3 separate regions of the Mus musculus genome follow, and all the other regions are linked to region 2. The links are chromatin loops, found by intact Hi-C in ENCODE. Cell type or tissue: left cerebral cortex. All regions are shown on one strand.

Evidence for each region. Peaks named below come from ENCODE experiments on the same cell type or tissue, not always from the same donor. Only the 100,000 strongest peaks of a DNase experiment are listed, where the experiment ranks them.
Region 1: it touches region 2 in a loop (5-fold over the local background); 2 of 42 quality-filtered maps call a loop at or near these places.
Region 3: a loop joins it to region 2, with 4 times the contacts of the local background. A loop is called at or near these places in 3 of 42 quality-filtered maps.

What each region holds. Positions count from the first base shown.
Region 1 is chr6:131,378,433-131,386,432 of GRCm38, reverse strand. It overlaps Ybx3 (Y box protein 3), which reads left to right. Exons shown (of 10, transcript NM_139117.2): 2 at 1,867-1,930; 3 at 2,899-2,932; 4 at 5,468-5,557; 5 at 6,953-7,075. It overlaps Gm22362 (a small nucleolar RNA gene), which reads left to right and starts at 6,027; the gene lies at 6,027-6,160. In left cerebral cortex, a CTCF peak has its summit at 4,034 (motif pointing left); DNase peaks (open chromatin) are centred at 798, 3,304, 4,007 and 5,484; H3K4me3 peaks cover 56 bases; H3K27ac peaks cover 819 bases.
Region 2 is chr6:133,102,202-133,110,201 of GRCm38, reverse strand. Smim10l1 (small integral membrane protein 10 like 1) reads right to left here and starts at 4,963. Exons shown (of 3, transcript NM_001271583.1): 1 at 4,597-4,963; 2 at 2,220-2,338. The coding sequence starts at 4,788. The coding sequence ends at 2,261. In left cerebral cortex, no CTCF peak of the experiment used is centred here; DNase peaks (open chromatin) are centred at 4,513 and 4,963; H3K4me3 peaks cover 1,840 bases; H3K27ac peaks cover 1,589 bases.
Region 3 is chr6:131,286,525-131,294,524 of GRCm38, reverse strand. Magohb (mago homolog B, exon junction complex core component) reads left to right here and starts at 1,281. Exons shown (of 5, transcript NM_025564.2): 1 at 1,281-1,453; 2 at 5,078-5,136; 3 at 6,379-6,489. The coding sequence starts at 1,360. In left cerebral cortex, a CTCF peak has its summit at 3,891 (motif pointing right); DNase peaks (open chromatin) are centred at 1,287, 1,636, 2,168, 3,903 and 2 more places; H3K4me3 peaks cover 1,743 bases; H3K27ac peaks cover 930 bases.

The sequences.
Region 1 (8,000 bases), 1.7 Mb after region 2:
CTTGTGTACTTGAATATAGTATTAAAAGTGTGAATGAATTTGTCTGATCATAGATATTTGTACAGTTAGTATTTTTAAAAATAACTTTGAGAAGGAAAGAAACACCATCAACTGTGTGAAAACAGACTTGAGAATCTTGCCCATCTTCCCCCTTCTGCTGTTATCATTGACTTCCCCTCTTTTCTTTGTGTATCTGTTTTGGTTTTGCACTTTTACTTATTTATTTATTTATTTATTTTTGAGATTGGTCACATGAAGTAGCCCAAACTGGCCTTGGCCTCACTCACCTTGTAGCAGAGGATAACCTTTAACTCTTTGTCATCCTGCCTCTATCTCCCAAGGGGCAGGATTACAGGTGTGCACCACCATTACAGGTGTGCACCACCACATTGGGCTTAGTGGTTTTTTTGTATCAGTTTCTTCCAGAGCCTCCATGTGTGTATCTTTATTTATTTGTGTATATCCAGAGTTTTTGAAAGAAACAAAATCCTCTCATGTAAATCCTGATGTAGAGGCCATACCGTTTATCCAAACCGGACTTCCCTGTGTTGACATCTGAAACATCAGTTTTTTTTTTTTTTTTTTTTTTCTCATTTGCTCTGCAGCTCACATTAGATTGGCTTTAAGGCTTAGGAGCTCATCAAGGAAAGCTAAGAGGTTGGTGCAAGCCCATCCTTGCGCCACTCAGAACCACAGTGTCTTCTCACTCAGAGGTAGTAGACCTGGCTTGTCCATTCCTTAGCTTTTCCCTTCTAAGTGTAGTCCTGCCAGGTTTTGGATTTCACTGAGTGTTGATGACTGTCTCATGCACTTCCTTGGTTTAGGCCTATCCATTTCCTGGAGATACTAAATTTGACATTCATCATTGATCCCAGCAGTCCTGTTTGGAGTTTACAAAATTTAGATTCTTTTTCTTAATGAATTTTCAAGTGAGGTACTCTAGAGAAATTACCCATGACAGAGGATAGAAAATAGTAGTCAGTCAACTTTAGCAAATGCCAGAGTTTCCTTCTCAGCTGTTGAAGACAGCAGCAGGTTAACCCCTTGGTGTGAAAAGGGTCTGTTGTGGCCTGTACAGAACTGGGGTGAGACAGCATCAGTTCTGCCATTACTCTGGACTTCTGGCCAGCCCTATTTGGCCACCTGATGACAGTTTCTTTATATCTTTGTAAGTTGATTACTAAGAAGGAGCTACTGTGTTCCTCATTAAAGTTTGCCTAATATTTTAAAGTACTAGAATTGATAAGATGACCCAGCTTACCGGTTCTTTCTCTGTGGCTCTTCCTTTGCACATTGGTAATGTCTGGGTAAATAACTGGAATGTGTTTATGTGTTTTTTTTTTTTCCCTAGTTGATGGTTTGCATTTGTTTTGAGGCGTACACCTGTTGCCTCTTGAATGAATGTGAAGTGCTCTACCAACTGAGCCAAATCCCCGGCCCTGGGAACTTTCTGGAGCTTTTTTGTTTTTAGCCCATGCTGGCTTCAGACTCCTGATCTGTCTGCTTTTACCTCCAAAGTGCTGGATTTATAGGCATACGCAGCTGCCTTTCTCTTGGAATTGAACCTTTACCAGCATGTTTTTCCTCAACTACCTTTCTCAGTTCTAATTCCTGCAGAGTTGTCCAGGCACATGGCCATCCCTTGAGTTCTTGGTAAAAAGTCTGAACAAAAGAAAAGCTCAGGCTTGAAATAATCTCTCTTTATCAGAATTCCACTTTTTTTTTTAGTTTTTATTTTTTTGAATTAAGCCATTAATGGTTTACTCAAAGGTGTTTAGGCTTTGTGTAATGATACCAGGGCCTTAGTGATAGATTTAGCTCTTTGTAGGTCAGGTGCTAACATATCTGCTTAATCCCGCCTTTTAGCCACCAAAGTCCTTGGCACTGTCAAATGGTTCAACGTCAGAAATGGATATGGATTTATAAACCGGTATGTGTCTGCATGTCTTGTACCTACTTTGTAGCAACAGCAGCTACAAATCCATTGTTCCACTTTATTAATGGGTTGTATATATACATTTTGAGATTTCTAAGCATGGTAAATAGTTTTATAATAGTTTTATTTCTAAGCTTTTGGTCATTAAATATTAATATGCATTCCTAGAATATTCATATACTCTAGTGTTTAGGACAGAGATTAGAATTGCAGTCAGAAATGAAAAGAACATTAGGTAGTCCATGTCCATAATTTCACAGATGGAGAAAAAAAGAACCTGGTTAAGCAACTTTACTTAAGGTCACAAACTAGAGAGTAACTGAGCTGGGCTGTGAGCCCTGTTCTGGTCTGCTCCAAGTCCTGTGAGGAAAACAGTGTTTAAACTTCGGTGACTTGTGACCATATCGGAATTCAGGTAACCACAGGCCACTTGGAGACACAGAGATGTATTTTACAGGGTGTTGATGTGTTTCTGTTTTCTTGCTTTTTAAAACCAATTCCTCCAGTTTCTTATCTGTCTGGGTTGTGTGGAGGTTAGGGTGGGGTGGTGGGAAGGTTGTTTTAAGTTTCAGTGTAAGGAGAGCCTAGTTCACAGCTGTGCCCTGTCCTTTTGCCTGTCTTGCTTCGGCTGGGAGGGAAATTTAGGGCTCTGATTACACAGCATGTGATTGAGAAAGACGCGAGAGCAAATGAGTGTTCCTGTGTGTGTGGAATCCAATGCTTGGACATTGCAGTCTGGAGCGGGGAAGGGGCATCTGGGAGAGATGAGGGTTATGGGAACTGATTCTTGGCATCTGTTTTGAAAGGACAAACTATTTAAAAGGTGGTTTTTTTTTTCTCTTTAGGCTTCGGTCTTTATTCATAGTGCCTTTGATGTTTGAAGTGTCTCTGAATGCTCAGCCCCTTAAATTGTGATTTTCTTTTTTCTTTTTCTTTTTTTCTTTTCCTCTGCCTCCCAACAGAAATGACACCAAAGAAGATGTGTTTGTACACCAGGTAAGAGGGATTCTAGCAGTATACATTGACTGTGTGAGCCCTGTAAATGATTGTCGTGTCTTGAACTCATTTTAGAATGAGAGCTAGTTCAACATTATTCAGAGTGGCAGATAAACCTTCCTGTCCCACTATATAAACTGTTTTCACACATTTGGGTTGTTTTCAAGTTTGAATGAAGTCATTTTCAGTTAAATTACTTTCTGGTTTTTAAAGTCTGTGAGTCGTTAGCAAAGGGGGAAAAAAAAGGAAAAAAAAATCTGCTTCCATGTCAGCACTGGCCTAATGGTGTGGTTCTCCTTGGTGCTTGGCCAGAACCAGCCTGGCTTTTTGCCTGAGCTCGTGTTGGCTAAAACTTCTTTGATCTGTGAACAGCACCCAGAAGACGATTAGATGTATGTAGGCCTCAGACATGAGAAAGCTTCCATTTCTTAGACAATTTTCCCTCTTGTTGGTTGAGACTTATTTAGTACATGTCCAAGTCCAAGGACAGTTTCCTGTGTCTCAGTCCTCAGGTGTTCTCTATTATTGTCCTAGATTGTTTGCTTTATAAAGTAGGTTAAGAGAAGTCACACCCGTTCTTGATGTTCCTTTTGTATATTCGGTCTGAAAGAGAGGCCTGCCACTTTAAGAATCTTGCCAGAAATCGTGGCATTGGCCATGGACCTGTACAGCTGCCATGCTGCATGTGGTCCCTCGGGTTTGAGTGTGTGTGTGGTGGGCTGCAGTTTGGCAGGTGGAGATAGCCACATCTCAAGCTATATTTTCCATCCTTGCTAGGTCTGCTCTGTGGGTTAGGTTTCTGTTGTACCTAGATGATTGGAGTGGCTTTGTTGAGATAGACGACTTAGAGTCCTGGCAGTGTGAAAAGGGAGTGTTGGAGGTTAATGATCTTTGGGAGAAGCGCCCTGTTCAGTGAGGCTGGGAGAAAGGGCCTTCCATGCTGGTGGCCGTCCTCCTCGCCTGTGAGCTAATGACCCGATTCCAGCCCCATGAGGCTGTGTAGTGAGTCACTTCAGTGTGTTGAGGCCTGCCCAGTTTAACAGGAAAAAGGGAACGAGCCGGCAGGGAGGGGCTGTTTTTTTGGAATGGCTAAATGTTCATGCTGTGCGCGCATACATCCTGTCCTGAGCTGCCTCCTTGTGGAGTGGGTGAGGTCTCTGCCCTATTGGCTCACTTTTCCCCCCTCTTCTCTCCCTCCTACTCAGAGTAGAGGAAGGCTGGATTACACATGTCTAATCGCTTTATAAAATAAGGTTGACCTAGTTCCATAGAAACTCCCCAGCCCTTTAACCGTTTAGAGATGCCAGCCAGGGAAATGGAAATTTGTTGAGGCTTCCTCCTCTCCCTTTATTTGAAAAAGAGAAAGAGCCTTTTCTTAAGCAGATGATCGAGGTGCAGATGTCTTATGTAGATTGGTTCTTGAGTTCCCTAATGCTGGTGTGTGAGGGTGTGAGGTGTAAAATGCTGAACATTCCCATAGTGTAAGGATACAAATCTTCTACTTGCTCTTAGCTTTGTGACCTCACGTAAGTCACCACCTCATGTTTTCCTCTTCCATAAAGTGGAAGACCTTAAAGGTCAAATTACACTTGTGTGCCATCAATCCTGAAATGAATCTGGTTTATTATGTTACCAGCGTATTATTTATCTCATTGATATCTCCTTTTTATCACTATTTAATGTGCTCATTTATTTCTGTGAGACAAGGTTTTACTTTGTGTACAGTGGTCTTGAAGGTTCGGTTGCCCAGGTTGGCCTCAAGATCATCATAATTCCCCTGCTTCATCAAGTGCTGACAATTCCAAACATGAGCCCTTAAGCCATCTTTCTGTATCTTTGAGAAAGAATCTAGTGTTAAACTCCTGATCCACCTTCCAAATGCTAGTGTTGCAGGCACATATCACTATATCAGCCACACTAACATTTTAATTTCTTTTTATTTATGTGTGTGTGTGTGTGTGTGTGTGTGTGTGTGTGGGGTTATATGCAAATATGTGCAGTGCTGGTGGAGATCAGAAGAGGATATTAGATCCTCTGGAGTTATAGGCAGGTGTCTACATAATGTGTGTATGGGAGCCCAGCTCAAGTCTTTCTTTGCAAGAGCAGTGTGTGCTCATAACTACTGAGCCATCACTCCAACATGCCACCCACCATGTATAAGCTTCTGTAACCAAACCATGCCCATGTTTATACAAGGTCTCATGTAGGCATTTTTGCCCTCATGGAAGGAGCTAGAGAGAAAATCTCAGGAGCCTCTTGGCTTGATCTAACAGCCTGAGTCAATGTCTTGACTGAGTGACTGCATCTCTCTACTACTGACTGGGATATGATTGGGGTACAGTTTGAAGCGTCCTACAAATCAGGAAAGACATGTACACTGTGGTGTAAGGGTGTTTAGAAATGCAGGTTAATGGAAGAATGGGGGAATTTGTTTGTTTTAAGCAAAATATAGATATTATCTGGCTAACATGAAATTGATGAACACATTTCAGTATTGGAATGCACCTCCAATGGTATTTTCTGTTTCCTTGGCAGACGGCCATCAAGAAAAACAACCCACGCAAGTATCTGCGCAGTGTGGGGGATGGAGAAACTGTAGAGTTTGATGTAGTTGAAGGAGAAAAGGTGAGAAGCTTTGTAATGAAAGTGTGTCTGCACATAGTTTTATTGTATAACATGTGGCCTTTCAGCCTCTGAAATAATATTTAATTTTTTTGTGATAGGAGGAAGTGGAAGCAGAAATATTTTTACTGGATGCCATTATAAATATTCAGTATGCTATATATTTTAGTTTCTTGTTTAATAAAGGAACTCTGGAATAAAGCCTCCAAAATGTAAGACACATTTTAGTTTGGACCTCACACTGTTTTGGTCCAGACATGTAACCCAATTAGTAGAGTGCTTGCTTGGCATTCATGAAGCCCATGGTTCAGTTCCTAGCACCACATAAACTAGGCATGGTGGTCCGTGATCCCTGCACTAGAAAGGCTGAAGAAGGAGGAAGAATGTTGCAAGTTTGAGGCCAGTCTATGCTACACAGTAACATTCTGTCTCAAAAGTATACCCCTAGCACCTCGAGGACAAAAACGTTTGACTGCAGCCAATTAAGCCGACCAGCTTTCTCTCTTGGTGGATCCTGGTGTGCAATGGCTGCATACAGCAGCCTCCTGGGTTGTGTATGCTGCCTATTTCTTGTATAGGTTGCTCTAAGGGACCCAGGAGATAAAACTTTCCTTGTCTCTAATCTCACACTGTCCAGAATTTAGGCTCCAGACAGGTATGCAGGATGACTTTGGGAAGCACCAGGGCTTTGATAGCTAGGATTCACCCTGGCCAGATCATGATATACTTCTGCACCTAGCTGCATAGTAAAGAATACGTGATTAAAGTCGCAGACAGGCCAGGCTCACATTTCCCTGTCTCTAGAGTATCCTATATATCAAAGAAGTAGGGCTTTTTTTTTTTTTTTTAAATCCAGATTTGTTGCAGGTGAATTTGGTGATGTGGTAGCTAGGGATATAGCTCTGTGTTAGAATACTTGCTCATAGCATGCTTGAATTCTCAGCTTCATTGCTTACCTCTTAGAGAAAAAGAAAAAGTCAATGTCAACAGTATAACAGGAAGGCCTAAAGGAGGGCTATGTGGCGACTATTCCTATATCAAGGGCTTTGTCTTCCTTATTTCTGCCAAGCTAAGCAGTAACTCAGATGGTTAGAGCAGCCGGAGCTAACCACTCAGGATTCCAGTAGTACCTTGGGGTACCACAGGGTTTAGCATGTGCTAACGTTTCATAGTATTTTGTTTCACTTCCATTGAAGTATCTTGTATTCATCATTCATTCATGTTTGATGTATGAACTGCTTCTAACTTGACTGACCAGACAAGGGGGTGGGTGGGGTGTCTCAAGCCAGAGGTCAGGGACCCTAACATCACAGTAGGGGTTCTTAACCCTGTAGCTGACTGCTCCTGGAAGGAGGTTACTTGGTTTCTTTTAAATTTGGAGACTTTTGTTTTCTTCAGGGTGCTGAAGCAGCAAACGTGACTGGCCCAGATGGAGTTCCTGTAGAAGGGAGTCGCTATGCTGCTGACCGGCGCCGGTACAGACGCGGCTACTATGGCAGGCGCCGTGGACCTCCCCGTAATGTATGTTCTCTGTGTCCCTAATTATTGATCGCAAATGTTCCCATATTTAAAACTGAATGAACTTAGGAACAGATAAATACCGTATTTGAAAGCGCCATATTCTAGAGATAAGGCACGTGATCATTTTTTGGAAGGAAATTTTTAGTGCCCAGAGTTTATTCATAGCTACAGGTCCCATTGGAAACTTGCCAGTCAGAAGTTGTGTCATTTAGGATAGAGTTGGCTGCAAGTAACAGACATTCACTTATCTCGTAACCAGATTTGACAAAGGTGCCAAGTTGTCCAAAGGCTTTGTCTTCCTTTGGCCAGATCCTCATTTTGTGGTATTTACTGGCACCAGGATTGGGGTTCCCATCACAGCTATGCAGCCTGTTTCCTGCCTTGATGCTGAGACAGCTGGCCTCAAGAAAGTCTGCGTTTGTCTGGCAAGAAAGAGTGGGGCTATCTTAGGAATCACGGTGCATGCTTGCCTCAGATGTGTTGAGTGACACGCCTCGGTTAAGGGGCTACTTGGTGTAGCCTTTTGTTCTTACTTAGTTCAAAGTAAAGTGGTGCGAAATTACAGATCTTTAGGCATTTGGATTAGTCTCTGTCTGTTGAAGCATCTTTAGGTGAAGTGAATCTGGCTGGAACATTCTTAGATTAAGATTAAAGGAATATTCTCAAGGTAAACACAATGAACCCATTTGTGGAGCTTGCTAGATTTTCATTAAGAAGGTGTGGTAATATAATGATACATATTGTTAACATGGAATCTGGTGCCAGAGCCACAGGCTCAATAGTCAGGGATCTCTGAGCACAGTAGGGTAGGAAAGTTACCTGTGTCACACAAAGAAAAACTCAGAAGAAAATCTCAAAAGAACAAAATGTCTTTAGATTAGCTAGTTACGGTGGCTCCTGTTTTTAATCATAGTACTTGAAGGGT
Region 2 (8,000 bases):
GACCATTGGGAGTCTTAAATATGTGTGTGGAAATGGTTGGGGAGACAGAAGAAAGACAAACATGAAGTTCAAGGAGTTATTTCACTGGAATATCTCACACATCACATATATGCACACACATGAATAGGAGTGTGCAATTCCAATAGAATAATGATATGAGTTAGTGAGAAGAGGTGATCATCCACAGATGCAGTAGTTCTGTTATTCATTCTGTACTTCCCATTTCATATGCATTAGATCACAAGTGCTTTCTCACTATTCCTTGGTGCAACATACCATGTATTAGCTTAATATATCATGAAATCAATGATCTTCTGTTTTCTGATTTTTACATTTTATTTTTATGTGTATGAGTATTTGTCTGCAAGTGTGTGGGTCCATGGATAGATGTGAGCTACTATGTGCTGCTGAGATCAGAACCTGGATCCTCTGCAAGAGTAGCCAGTGCTCTTAACAGTTGAGCCATCTCTCCAGCCAAGTTTTCTGATTTAACTGTACTAATCATAACACTTCAGCAATAGCATCAACATTGACCATGTTACCTGTCCAAACATTTTATAATAATATGCATTCTATGTAGATATACAATAACAACTTCCCCAACACATATAGTTCAACCATTTGATTTTGTTTTTAAAAAAGTGTAACAGGTAGTTGAACATAGGATTATAAACTATAGTTATTCAGACTTTTATAAATGTAAATACTCTTTCAGGTATTTACATATAGTATATGATTATATTTCTCAATGTTTTCTTTATAGAGAGTTTCCTCTTTAATGTAGTTATAAACATAAATGTTCTTCCATATAATTGGATTTGTTTTCTAACTTAAAACATTTTTTTTAACTCATGATTTAGTCACTTTTAAACCATGCCTACAAATGATGCATCTTTCTCTGGTGGCCTTTATACTACCTTCAGATTATTTCTAAAGCATCAGTAACTACTAGTTCTCTTGATTTCCATACCATGAAGCCTAGCCCCTTCCAAATCCTCGGACTAGAAGTAATTCCTTTGCATTCAAGGCTGGAAGGTGCTGTGAAGAAGACATAATAAACTCTCAGAATATTGACTGTGTACTCCATACTACTGAAATTAAAAAGTTTTGAGGACACTTACAGGAAATGTATATTAAGATGGGTTCTCATGTGGCTCAAGATGGCCCTATATCCCCTACAAACACATCAGTGGGTTCAAACTAGCAACTCTTCCAACTCAGTCTCTCAAGTATTAGAATTACAGGTATGTAACACAGTGCCCAGTGTTTTCCCTAAAGCTCTCAAATTAATTACAGCTATCAAGATAGAGGTGGATTATATTAAAACTACAAAATAATACAGTCTATTTCATAGTGAATTAACTTTTATGATACAGGCTAGATATTAATGAAAAGAAGAGTATCACTGTTTTCTCCAGTCCACCTTGACATATAAGTTTAAGATTTCACCATGGAAGATAAAGAATGTAAAAGACGGGAGGAAGAAGGGTGCTATGAAATGAAAACTTTAAATATTATACAGCTGTTGCACACAAGAGCTCACAGAAGCTGTGATGACATACATTAGACTAGTACCATATCAAACCAGTTCAATGACTCCATCATGGAATAAGGTGGGGGGGGGGGAGGTCCTGAGGCCCAACTCTGAGCTAAGGAGCTATAAGCAGATGGCTACTGTCCCTTTTCTTTAGAAATATGGATGATTCAACTTAGTGGATTAAAAAAATACAGAATTAAAGCAGGCTATTATATAGGGAAATAATGTAGGAGCCAGCTAGAGTGTCAACACTGAATGTAAGTCTTCAGGCACTGAACAGATTATTGTTAAAAGCAGTGTCTTTCAATGTTCTGTAAGTTTGCCAAGTAGGGTAGCTGGCCAGTGAACCCCAGGGATCTGCCTCTGTCTCTCCTTAGCACTGGGATTGCAATCATGCTACCAACCCTGGCTTACTAGGCTCTGGGGATCAAATTTGGGTCTTCAGGCTTTTAGAGAATGTACTTTACCGAATAAAGTAAGTTTCCAGGTCTTTCTCTTTGTGGTTGCTCTTTCTGCCCTACTACAATTGGAATTTTCTGATGCTTTAAAACATCAGGTATATTTCTTTATTAATAAAACATCTACTAATTTTTCCTTCAGAGCACTTATTTAGCCAAACGATTTTAGCAACTGGAAGCTTAGACAAAATGCCTTGGGACTTTTCTGACATTTAAAATGTTACCTGGCAAATATGAAGCCTATTGCTGACACAGCTCAGTAAACCTAGTAATCAAAAGGTGATGGCAGAGAGATCATAAGTCTTGAGCTAGCCTGGAATACACAGCAATTTCCAGAGAAACCCTATTGAGAGAGAAAAAGAGAGGGGGCGGGGAAAAAAATAAAAATAAAACAACAGAAGTGAGACATTCAGGTTCACAGGCTTTTTCAGAATTAAACTAATGAGGAGACACACATTATTTCCTTCTAAAATTTTTATTCTTAACCAATGGATTCTTTTGCTTTTGTTTCTTTGGGGCAGTGTTTTTATCATGTGGCTCAGGCTGTCCTTGAACATATGGCAGTTCCAATTCAACTTCCAGAGTACTGGAAAAACTTCCGTGTGCTACTATGTCTGGCTCTCACTGGATCCTTCAGTTATCTTTGAATATCAGGAAATTTTTCTGAGAAGAGCTTGGAAACTAGCAATTTTCAAAGAAAGCCAGCAAAGGGAATTTTAAAACAGCATGCACTGTCTTAATATGTGCTCACAGGAACAAATAACAGAGACAATTCCATGCCAAGCCTGTAACAATATATATTCATCTACATGAGTTTAGAAAGGATACAATTACATTTATACGTAAGAAAAATCACAAGTAGAGATGAAAATCATTTCTAAGCTACAATAGGCAGAATACTTCCATATTAATATATATTAATATTATCAAGCAATAACAGCTGAGTGTTTGATTTAGATTTTAATCCAACAAGACTTTTGGTCATTTGATTGGTGGTAGACATAATTACCTGGGGAGCTTTTAAAAACAAAATATTTTAATTAGATTTTAATGGAAGAAAATCATATATATGATTTAGAAGAAATCACGTTAGATTAGTAACAAAAACAAACGAAGCCTCGCTTTTCCTGTACCTATCCCCATTTATTTTCTCTAGAAATAACCACTTTTAGCTTTTAGATGTTTCTGCATTAAGTTTCCTAATCATAGATTATGTTGCTTTTTATATATTGGACCTTTGTTTATTTTATTATTATTATTTTTGTAGTGCTGGGTATCAAACTTAAGAGTCTCATGAATGATAGGTCCACAAGATAAGTCTATATGATAAATCTACAACTTAACCAAATTTCCTGTCCTCAGGAATAGATCTTGATGTACTTTGCATCTTTATACATATATCTTTTTCAACTTCCAGCCTTCCAATGTTACATAACTATTTCTTGTTAAGTAAGAACTTATATTACAGGTACAGTACTATTCACATGAGGTATGACAGAATAATTTTTTATTATTTTATTTTTCTTGGGGTTTCTAATTACTTGTTTTAATTTCAAAACAAAATACAATTACTAATTCACTCCAGGCTTGGATAAAAACTCCAGCATACATTCACACACACACCAGATATTAGCTCCTTTTCAGTCACTGAGAAAATTCCATCTTTGGACATTTACTATTTAGGTCATGTGGTTTCCACCTCCATTTAGCAGTTAGAAACATGGCTGTCCATAATCAACGAAATCTCCTTTCTGTTCACAAATTACACGTTTTACGCTCTCACTCCACAAAGGGCATCACCATTCCATTTAGTTTCTTGTCCCTCCACTTGTCAAATGTATTTCCTCAAAAAAAAAAAAAAAAAAAGTTTGTAACATCTGCATTTTACTCTGTAACTAAAATTAAGCATTCTCATTCTCTTTAAAGTAGAAAGCCACATCTGGTCTATTTGCATTACTACCAGGGAATAGTCAATTCCTGTGAGGCAATTGGACTTTCTTTCCTTTGGAACCAACGTCTCTTTGAAAGGAACATCTTCACATAGTCCCACTATTTTTTTTCAAAATCTTGCTGGCATATTTGGGGAGTATATTTTCCTGTAGTCTGACTTTGACCCAGATTCAATATATCCTCTTGTGGGAGGAAGAGAGATGCAATGCTTTTTAAGTCACATTCTTGACATAACAGGCTTCTTATTCAATGTCTAGCTTACAGTCCAGTATTCTCAAAGATTAATTCAGAACGTAAGTTTGGTGTAAATCTGTGTTCTTGAAAATCTCAGCCTTCCTTTCTCATAATGCATCTTGTGCCCTTTGTCATATCCTAAGACTTGCCAGGAATTTACAGATGAGTGGTTCCTTGGATACTTCCTTGGATAGCTCCTCTGATGCTGGAACAACATCCTTGCTTAACCCAGCTAGCTTTCCCACCTCCAAATCCCTGATAGGAGAGGTTGGGAGCCGACTGCCTGTGCGCAAGCCAGCTCTCGCAAGATTGCACGTTCTTCTCGCGCTTCTTGAAGGTGCCGCGGGGCGACCTGGGAAGCGGCCATCTTGCGGTCCCGGGTGGCGGGGCAACGCAGACAAGGCTCTAAATGTGTACCTGCAGGCGGATGTTGAGGATCACGGAGCCCGCGATGTAGAAGTACGGGAAGTTCATGCGCAGCTGCCAGGCCAGCTCGAAGAAGGCGAGCAGGGTGCGGGACAGCCCCTTGCAGAAGACACCATACGGGGTGGCGGCCGCAGGGCCCACTGCCCTGAGCGCTAGGGCGGACGGGGCGTCGGCGGGACCCATGGCGTTGTCCCACCAGGCCGAGGGTCTCCGAAGCTCCGTGCAGTTCCCGAGCCAGATGAGCCGTGGCCGGGACGAAGCGGCCGCCGCTTTCGCCCCCACTGCCAGCGGCCGCCGCTCCCTCCGGGTGGCGCGGGGCGGCGTGGGCTCCGCCTCTTCCTGTCAGCTTCCCGAGGAAGGTTGGCTGCTGGCAGTTATGTAACTGCTAGGGACAGGGGATCTCCGTGCCGCTGTCCCTTTAAAGGGCAGAGCTCCGTGAGCTGATGTAATTTAGCCAACATTTAGTACACATTTTGCAAGGATCAAAGGTCGAGGAAAATAACTGTGTCTGCTCAATATTCATGTAACATTCACTGAGACAGTAGGACAAAGTGATCTATCACCTTATGTAAGTGTATACGGGCATAGAGTCTGCATTTGTAACACACCATAACTGAAAACGTCACCGTATTAGGTTATGCGTTTACCTGTGTATTAGGACTATTTATATTGCAAGTGACAAATCAAAAAAAAAAAAAAAAATTACCCACTTTTGTGGAGGGCATGTGTATGAACATATATATGGAGAGAGAGGCAAAGAGATGTGTTTCTACTTAATATAAACCCATTGAAAGTTAAGATTAGGTATAGATTCCAGCTTTTTGCATGCAATTGGATTAGTGAGAAACCTAAGGTAGACTCTTAAGGACCAAGATACTAATTTTTATGTTCATGTTTTTTGGTACCCTATAGAAATACCAGTCTCCATTATTCACATTTTATTTCTGGCATTTATGTAATGCACTTCCATTGTTTTTGTTTGTTTCAGTAATGCCCCAGTTTAGCCTCATTTACATATTATGCATGTATGTTAGTTTCTGAGCAGGACTTTCAGAATACAGTATACTTTTAAATGTCATTGTTAGATTTTCTCATATCTGACACTGACTTGCGTGTATGTGTTATATAGTTGAAGAATCCCCATGCTCTGAGAGTGTCAGCTTGAAAGGACACTTCAATTTCCCAAACTTCAAAGGACAGTCTATCCGAAAGTGAACTCCACTTTGCACTGCAGGAGGATTTCTGGTTAGATAAAAGGCAGCATTCCTTTAAGAACTTGTGTACTGTGTTCCTATCTGCCTAAAGGAGCATCTATTTCCCTTACCTCTGGCAAAAGGGACTGTGGTTCTCTTGTTAACATATACCTTTGGCCCCTGTCTAGTCATATCAAGATCCCTTGCCTCCAGGCTTCTTCAGTCCCCACTCAGTTATGTATTCCCAAGCCATGATGCCCATCTGCTGGCACTTCCCTCAGTCTAGCTACTCTTCTGTAACCAATGTTAGTCTCACCTCGCTTTCTCTATTCTCTATCCAGTTATTCTCCCCTCTCTCACAGATAGCCCTGGCCATAATCCAGTCTGCTGGCCATGTTTATTCTACTTTTTCTCTTTGCTCTAAACACTTCCAGTTGCCACTGGCTATTCACTTAAATCCTCAATAAAATCTTCCCATGCCATGGAGTAGTCAAGTCATCTGTTTATACATAGAGCATTTCTGTTTCTCAGCAAACTACATATAGGGCTGGTGCAAATAACAAGACATTGTGGAAGTTGGAAAACTTGAAGAAGAGTGCCCATTTATGCTTCTTTTCTGCTATTGTATCAATGCTAAACCAGTAGAGAAACGATTCCCCTAACCAAAGAATAGAGAAAAAAAGAGTATTTTAGGATGAGTGACCAACTCAGAAACACAATGTACATAGTTTTTCTGCACAGGAATAATTTATTATGAAATCGGAATCCATGGAGCTGGTCAACATTGACGTAAGTTAGTAAGAGCCTGGATCTCCCACTTAAAATAGCACAGAATCAGTCAACTCACATGCTTACACCACCTGACCCATCCCTAGCTTCCACTGGTTCTTGCCCTTGTTAATTCCATGAAAAGAACTGCCTTTTACTTTCAGGGAGTGGGGAATATAGCAGCCATGCACTAACTAGTTAAGTGGCCATAGTGAAGATTTACTCCTGTAGAAAATGATAAAGAAGAGTCTTTAAAAAGCTCCCAATCCCACTTTTTTCTCAAGAGAGATTGGAATCAGACACTTAAGAGGGCTGTGGTTTGCCTTCTATCCCTTGAACTTGATCCTTGATAGCCTATTTCACACCTGCTGCCAGGTAGGTGCATGTCAACAACTGATCAAATGTAGCAGATGATGAAAATAATTTCTCTAGATGGTAATTCTCTTGATTTTACCCAATCTTTTGTTTCCTTAACTTTGATTCTTCCTAAAGCTTGCTTTAAAATGGTTTGTTTAGCTGGATAATCATTTGAGAATGTTTAAGGTGAGCCACAATGGTTCTGTGTAGAACCATATTCCTAATTATTTATTTAAGAATTTACTAATTAAATCCACTAGGAAAGAAATCCATTCAGATTGAAAGGGTTGGGTTCTAGTGATTGAAGACCATAGACCAGGAAAAAAAAATATGAGGTGTCTGAATACCTCTATACTAATCATTTGTATATAGCATGACTATGTTATATACAGAAACAGTTTGATATTTAGTGGAAATTTCTGCAGCTGTTTAGTCAAATCCTTTGAAAGGAAAACGTTTTCAAGTGGATGCAAGTAATTAGATGCTGTAACAGCACTAGGCAATTTATGGGACTATACTATAAAATCAATTTTTTTGTAAATAACATTTGCTTCATAGTAAATGTCTAGCACCCTGTTATATTTTTGGAAAGAGTAACATCCTTCTGCCCTTTTGGTCACTTATTCATTCTGGGGATGAGCAATTTGAGTCATGCTTCACTAATGATGCAATGGAAAATTGCATGGTACTTGGCATGAGAGAAATCCTTGGTTAGCTAGCAAAACTATTGTGTAGAAAGAAATAAAAGCAAATAAATTTCTAAATCTACTTGTAAAAAGGTTCTAAGAGAGCAGGGTTTGGTTTTAGTTTTTAAAAATAAATAAATAAAAAGAAACAGAGTATCAGTGTGTTGCTTACTCCTATCACCTCAAAGCCTCACTATTGCTACATCCAATACCAAACATTCATTGCAAGCCATTTGGGGATTCATTTAATGTCCTAACTACAGCAAGGTCAAAGGGGTATTTTTAAAAAAATAAGTGTTGAATCTTTCATTGCCTGGAGGAAAACATGAATACCATATTTAATGTCTCGGTTTTACTATCCTGAGAGGATAATGGGAATGTATCAAACAAC
Region 3 (8,000 bases), 1.8 Mb after region 2:
AACGAGGGAACTGGGTGCAGTTCACTGTCATTTTGTGCTCTTCAAGACTACACTTGGATGTTCCGTATTTTTCCAACTCAAACTGTTGAGAACTGTGACCTAGCCCTGCAAATATATAGGGTACTAACCATTAACCCTTAGTGACTCATGAGTTGTAGTATACTATGAAAAACTCTTCTATGATGACTATCTGGACTTTTCAGTTTCATGTGCTATTTAAACATCAAACTCCCACCAGACAGATTCATTTTACTCTGTGTCTCCGTCTGGGCTGTTAGCTACTGGAAATTTTGAAGTATTACCAAAAGGGACTCTGGTAGATTGTGTTCTGGTTGCCACCGGAATGTATCTTTTCTCAGTTCACCAGTTTCAGGAAGTAGAGTCACACCCCACTTTACAATGTGCTTCGAGATCAGAGATACCCACAATAAGTACAGCTTGTAAACCTTAGTTCAAAACTCAGAAAAAGACACACCTATAGCATAGGGCAACTCGAAAGTAAAAGTGGTTTTACATCTGTTCCTTCCAAGCCCATTTAAACAAACGAGAAGAAAACAAAGAAACAAAATCCCTAGCTATTTCTTTGCTAAGATAAAATATACAGGAAAACGGACAAATCTGGCAATTATTATAGTGAGGTAATGATGAAGTATTAAGACAAATCTTGTATAGAATTTTAGCTTTTGTATGAGTGTATTTATGTGCTAGTGAGTGTAGGTTATTAAACCAGAGAGGATACTGAGTGTAGGTTAAAGAAATAGAGTGGGAAGTGTAACAGGATACATTTAACAAGAAAGTGCAGCGGGAATAATTTGGGCCCAAGGGTTGGGGGCAGTAGATGAGGAAGAGGTGGAGTGTGGCTCAACCAAAATATAGAATGCCAAAATGAAATCCGGGACTTTGTATCCACCAACGCGCTCATGCAAGCCACCCTTATTAAACTCGGTGAGCCTCCCCTCAACCCAGACAAAAACAAGGCGTAAACGTACAGGAGGGCTTATTGGTAAGACTGGTTCAGCGGAGAAGGGATGAGAGAAGATAACATGGTGGGAGCGACTAAAATTCATCATGTACGTGTATAACATCGTCACAGAGTTAAAACGTAAAAATCGAAGACATGAAAATCTTTTCCAAAAAAAGAAAAAAAAAAAAAAAAAAGCGCTCGAGATCGTGGTGGCTCCAATGCGAACCTTCAGTTCTCTTGGGGGTCTCTTGCTTCCTCTTCAGTTTTCCGGGATTTCGTTCCCTACCGGAGTAAACGCGCCCTTGGTGACGCGCTTTGCCTGCGCCCGTGACGTCACTACCTCGCGCCGGCGGCACGTTGGCCCCGCGGTATAGCGGGCTTTACCGAGGGTAAAAATGTCTATGGGTAGTGATTTCTACCTTCGCTACTACGTCGGGCATAAGGGCAAGTTTGGGCACGAGTTTTTGGAGTTCGAGTTTCGGCCGGACGGTGAGCGGCGGAGGGGCTGCGAGGGAGGGCGAGCCGCCCAGGGAGCGGGTTTCAGCGTGTGTGTGTGTGTGTGTGTGTGTGTGTGTGTGTGTGTGTGTGTGTGTGTGTTTCCTTTCTTCTTTATTTCAATTTACTTGTTTAGTTTTGAGAAAGGGCCTTGTTGTGTAGTCCAAGCCGCCCTCGAACTCACGATCCTCCTGCTTCAGCCTCTGGGATGCTGGGATGACAGGCGTGTCACCATGCCCCAGACTCCCAGAAGGGCTTGAAGGGTTTCATTCCAACATTGGAAGACTTTGCTTTTGTAGCAGGCTTGTGCTGTATTTGTGAGAGCAGACATGGGTTATGTTTGTGAGAGGGAAAAAAATGCTGTAAAGTAATTCAGAAAAGCGAATTCTGCCACTCCTGAAAAGTTGAACATATAGGAATCGGAAACTTAGAGCAGAGAACCTGTGCTCCGGGAGTGTTAACAGAATTATCAAGTGATACTCCAGAGGATGCATGGAATCTTTAGGTGACCTCTTTGGCCTACTCGTTCATTCATGGTATGTGTTAAAGCTGCTTTATAGGGGAGGAGCCCCGTGTCTGAACACAGGAATGTGGTATGTGTCAGGTTTGAAATACAGTTCTTCACTAGTGGATGATGGCCAAAGGTAAGGGAGTCAGTGGAAATGCTCCTAGAAGCTCTTTTTGTGCCACCTCCTAGGCAGTCGGCCAGCCTTGTCTAAATGAGTCTGAAAATCTCCTTCCTAGCCACCAGCTGTCAGAACTCTTTCAAGGGGACAATCAATACAAACTTCATACTTTCAGCAAGAAGCAAATGGCCACAGGGGTAGCCGCTGATGCTCTGGGTGAAGAGGGGAAGTGTTGTGTGGTCCCAGTCACAACCAAGGACTGGGGGAATGACAAACAAGCTTTTCCCACAAAACAAGGCTTCTTGACCCAGAGCAGAGTGTACCTGCTGTTGAGTAAGGGGCATACTTCTATAGACCAAGGAGAGCTGGAGAGAGGAATTGCAGGTCTGTTCTTGATATATTATGAATGCCAATCTGAGTGCTTTCAAATTGGTTATTGTAAAAAAATATTGATACTGCTGGACTGAGCCCCTGTCCCTCTGTTTTTGGTCCCAACAAGCTAGCAGAATCTTAAAGCATTTTAGTAACTCTAAAGAAGACGATGTCTGCTAATGAACTATTGAAAAGCCCTGCAACAGTGGCTGTAAGAAATCCAGGAGGAAAGCACCCAAGGTTCAGCATCTACTTACGTCACTTGTCCTTCAACAACACCATCTCCAATGTATTGTTCTCAAGAAGCAACACACTAAGAAAAACAAGGTAGCTACAGAATAAGCTTAACTTTTGGCCTAGAGAATGAAGCTTAAAAAAAAAAAATACCAGGAACAGATTTCCAAGAGACATAGACTGTCCTCAATGAGAGCTTCTACTTTTAAGTCTGAGTCCAGTAAACAGTAAGTGTTTAAGACAAAGAAGTAAATGATCAGACCTTGAAAAACAAAACAAAAAAAGTTTTCCCTGAGTCTTTTTATTGGGGTGGGGGTGGGGGGTTGAGACAGGGTTTCTCTGCAGCCCTGGCTGTCCTGGAACTCACTCTGTAGACCAGGCTGGCCTCGAACTCAGAAATCTGCCTGCCTCGGCCTCCCGAGTGCTGGGATTAAAGGCGTGTGCTACCACGCCCAGCTTCCCTGAGTCTTTAATCCTAGTACTCTGGGGGCAGATGGAGTTTCAGAAAAGCCAGAGCTACACAGTCAAACCCTGTCCCCTCACAAAGTTCCCCATGCAAAAAAGAATCTGCCCCTAGAAGATGAGACACTTGATTGAGATAAAACTGAGAAACCTTCTTGGTTTCTGGGTGAGAGAAAAACCAGAGGAGAGCAGAATGATCAGGGGTTTGTTGGAGCCTCTCCCTGTGTAGTGTAAGGCAATTCTGTCTTGGGACAGCTCTGCCTACCTGCACCAAGAATTTTTATTTTTGAATGTTCATTATGTAGTGGGCAGTATATAAATGTCAAAGCTGAAGGTACTTGGGAGACAAACATTTAACCTACTATAGGACAGTATGGGTTTTACTTAAGTGCTTTATGCATGACTTGCACGAGGTTCTTTGATAGGTAAGGAGAGGATCATGGATTCCAAAAGTTTCAAGCATTTAGGAAGAAGTCAGCATAGCAGTCAGTGTTCCTGCTGTTATTTAGAACTTAATAACTTCACCCTTGTTTCCCAAATTTTGTTGTTGTGGCAGTGGTCTTCTAGTTTTCTCTTTTCTTTTCTTTTCTTTTCTTTTCTTTTCTTTTCTTTTCTTTTCTTTTCTTTCTTTCTTTCTTTCTTTCTTTCTTTTTTTTTTTTTAAGATTTATTTATTTGTTATATATACAGCATTCCACTGGCATGTATACCTGCAGGCCAGAAGAGGGCACTAGATCTCGTTATGGATGGCCATGAGCCACCGTGTGGTTGCTGGGCATTGAATGCAGGATCTCTGGAAGAGTACTGTTCTCTTGACCTCTGAGCCATCTCTCCAGCCCTAGTTTTATTTATTTTTATAAAAAATTAATTGCTTTTTAAAAATTTTATTCCTCTTGTAATTCTGTTCTTGTTCCTCTTGCATTTGAATAACACCAGCTTGTTCTTAGCACCCTGAGTCATTCAAATTAAGACCTCCAACAGTATCAGGAGAATTTTATGTAAGGATTTATTCTCATGCGTCTCTGCCACTGCATTGTTCCACTTACATGGAAAATAATGAACCATGAGATCTACAGTTCCTGAGGGGTACACCCCAGTAGGGTAACCTGTCAGTTTAGCAGATGAGAAAGACATTACAGCTGTATCAGGGCCCCTAACTGACTCACCATGCAGGGAAGCACACACCAGGGGCTTCAGAGGTCTGAAGGATGGGTTGAAATAAAGCAGCTAACAAACTTGGCAGTTCATGTCCTTTGCTTGCTTCCTAGTTTAAAAAAAATTATTAGCAAAATGCACTAATATGAAGGAAAGGAATTAAGAGAGTACTTTGGAACAATAGAGAAAGAGTTGATGCAAAACAGACCTTTTGATACTCTGCAGCTCTGCAAGTTGCTTAACTTGATTTTATCTCCTGTGAAGAGGCGAGAAAGTGAAAGCTGTTCTTGGAATTCCTTTAGAGATTAGATGAAATGTTGTGAGTGCAGTCAGCGTTTACCACTAACATATGACACTGAAGAGAATACTTAGTGCTTAGACATAGTCACTTTGTGTTTAGGGCTAGATTAAGAAAATAAAACTGTTTATTGTGCACAACTTTAATCCCCAAACATAGGAGACAGTGGCAGGTGGATAGATCCCTGTGTGTTCAAGGCTGCCAACCTCATTACACAGTGAGGTCTTGTCTCAAAGGAAGGAAGGAAGGAAAGGAAGGAAGGAAAGGAAGGAAGGAAAGCAAATAGACCTTAACAAACCTGACCCATTTTATGTTGAAGGTATGGAATGTTTTAAGAATTACTAGCCTGCTTTTATATTTATTATTTAGCATTGATCTTGCATGAGAAAAGTAGATATACTAATAAAAGTGGGACTATGAAATTGTCTTTACCTCTAATTACTCATGATGTTCTTTCTTTCTCTCCACACAGGGAAGCTTAGATATGCCAACAACAGTAATTATAAAAATGACGTGATGATCAGAAAAGAGGCAAGTTCTGTTCATTTGTTCATGCATGTGTGTGTGCATGCGTGCAAACATGCTTGACTTTTTTTTCTCTTTCTTTCTTTCTTTCTTTCTTTCTTTCTTTCTTTCTTTCTTTCTTTCTTTCTTTCTTCCTTTTTTGAGACAGGGTCTCACTTTGTAGCCCTGCTGTCCTGGCTCTCACAGTGTAGACCAACCAGACTAGCCTAGAACTCAGAGATCCACCTGCCTCTGGCTAACTTCTTTTTAAATGTCAAATTTTTAACATTTTGTTCATTTATCTTGTCTGTGTTGACTGAAGTTATGTCAAGGGTCTCTTTCAAGAAGAAACTAATTTATAGATTGAAAGGTTTCTATTTTAATTACATATGATTTTAGCTTTTTTTTTTTTTTTTTTTTTTCTGTTTTTTCGAGTCAGGATTTGTCTGTGTAGCCCTGGCTATCCTGGAACTCACTCTGTAGACCAGGCTGGCCTCGAACTCAGAAATCTGCCTGCCTCTGCCTCCCAAGTGCTGGGATTAAAGGCGTGCGCCACCACTGCCCAGCAATTTTAGCATTTTTAAAAAGTTTTTTTTTATTGTGTGTTTGTATGGGTATGCACATGTAACATACATAGTATGCCTGGTAGAAATCAAAGAACAGCTGGTAGAAATTGTTTTTTTTTTTCTCTTACTATATGGGTTCTAGTGATTGAACGCAGGTATTTTTTCTCGGCTTTCTTTACCCACTGAGCCATCCTGGTGGCAGTTTTAACAAAGGAGTCAGCCTAAATACTTACAGCCCATATCATTTAATTCATTTTATGAAGTATAAATTTTTTTCTTAGATGTTTTCTTTTACATTTCAAATGCTATCTTCTTTCCTAGTTTCAATTTTAAATGGAAGGTGAGGAAGTTAGGCTGGGCTTCAAGTGCCAGCTCCTGTGTGCTTGTGCTGTGCCCTCAGTCTACAGCTAATACTGGCCCTGTAACTGTAAGCTGCCTGGTACCCCTACTACCCTGGCAGAATATGGGGCCTCAGAGCAGCTAGTGTGAGCAGATGGCACCTGTGTGTGGTAAAGGACATGGGTGTAGGGAGAGTAGCATTTGTGAGAAGGATGAATTTTATCCTGCAGCTCTGGGGTCAAGTTTACTTTTCACTCCCATTCTGTTTGGATATTTAGGACTTGGAACTGGCTTTTATTATATCTTGCTGAACTGTGGGAAGACAGACAGGCGTTCAAAGATCTTATTGTAACTGACTTTTCAGGCCTATGTCCACAAGAGTGTAATGGAAGAACTGAAGAGAATTATTGACGACAGTGAAATTACAAAAGAGGACGACGCTCTGTGGCCACCCCCTGACAGGGTTGGGCGGCAGGTCTGTGCCTAGTGACTCCTTAAGTGGATAGAGTCAAAGTTGGTAATGTAGTTGCTGTGTTTTCAGGATGGTTTCTTATTGAAACTTTGATTATATAGCTTCATATTCTTTCTAAACTTTTATTTTGGTATTAGATGTTGAAGTCAATGTTCATACATGCCAGGCAAGCCAATGCTCCTTCCAGGTTACAGCTCCCAGCCCTTACTTAGCATCATTTCCTTTGCTGCCTCCAGCTACTACAGGTGTTAGTGCATAGCTCTAAATTTAGACAGTATTCTACATCTTTTCTCTAGCTAGTCCAGAGAAAGTTGGGGTATTTTGACATTTATGAATTATTTATTATGAATGAGCTATTATTAATTGTTTCTATTGTAAGTGCGTACAACATTGCTAGCTAAATTTGAATGTTATGGTTCTTTTCATTGAGTGCAGTGATTCACTTTTTCCAATTGTTTGTTTGTCTTTTAAAATTCATGTATTTGAGTGTTTCAGAGAGAGATCTGATGGATTTCTTTGTTCCAGTGAACCATTGTGTTTGCCTCTCATATTCCCTTCAGAATAATTGATATTTCTCAAAGTGCTCCCAAAGATCTCGGCAGGCCCAATTTCACTCTGTATAGACAGTTTGGTTTCTAAATTGGGTCTTTTCAACCCCTGGAGGAGTAAGGTACAAGGTCGAGAGAGAAGATATTTAATCTCACTTTTGTGTGTTCCTGAGGCTTATACTTTATATGAGCTACTCTTTTTGCCTAGAAGAAAGATCTGTAGAGAGATCTAATATAGCTGAAAGTAGCAGTAACTGTTCTGTGTCAGGAACACAGTGCAGAGCATGGTATAGGGAAGCAGAGGCAGTGGTCTGTGTCCGGCGGGAACCCGAGTTACAGGAATACCACCTTTAGCATAATAGTCACTGGGCATCTGTGTCCACAGAGAACAGTGGAGTGCTTTAAAACTATGGAACCTGCCCTACAGGGAGGATGTGCCATGCAGATTTGTCTGCATTAATAAGTTGATATACTTTTTCACAGGGTGGCTTTGTAATATGCATCAGAAAATGTTGATATTTTCTATTTACCTTTGCCTTAGTAACATTTCTGAACATCAATTCTAGAAAAAGAAATTCAGAAACAGAGTAGGTTGAATTATGTATAAAAATGTTTTTCACCTGGGGAGAGCCAGTGCTCATATCTGTGCAGTGGTGACGTGTTCTCCATGAGGGAGTAGCCTGCATGCTCCAGACACTGCTGCTGGACAATTAAGCCAAGCCTTTGTGACTATTAGAGAATCTTAGCTAGTTTTCACTTGGCTGTATCTCGTGAAGTGCATAGTTAGGCCGTTTGATTAAATAGCTGGGACTATCTTTGATAGCATCTGTTTAAGAGTTTAGTGTAAAATTCATTAAATACGCAGCCCCTTCACTGGCTTTAGGTTTCTGCATAAGTAGTACAGATAAAATGTGTATGATGATAATGATACTGGAGTAACTGGGTTATATTGCATTGTTTTATAAG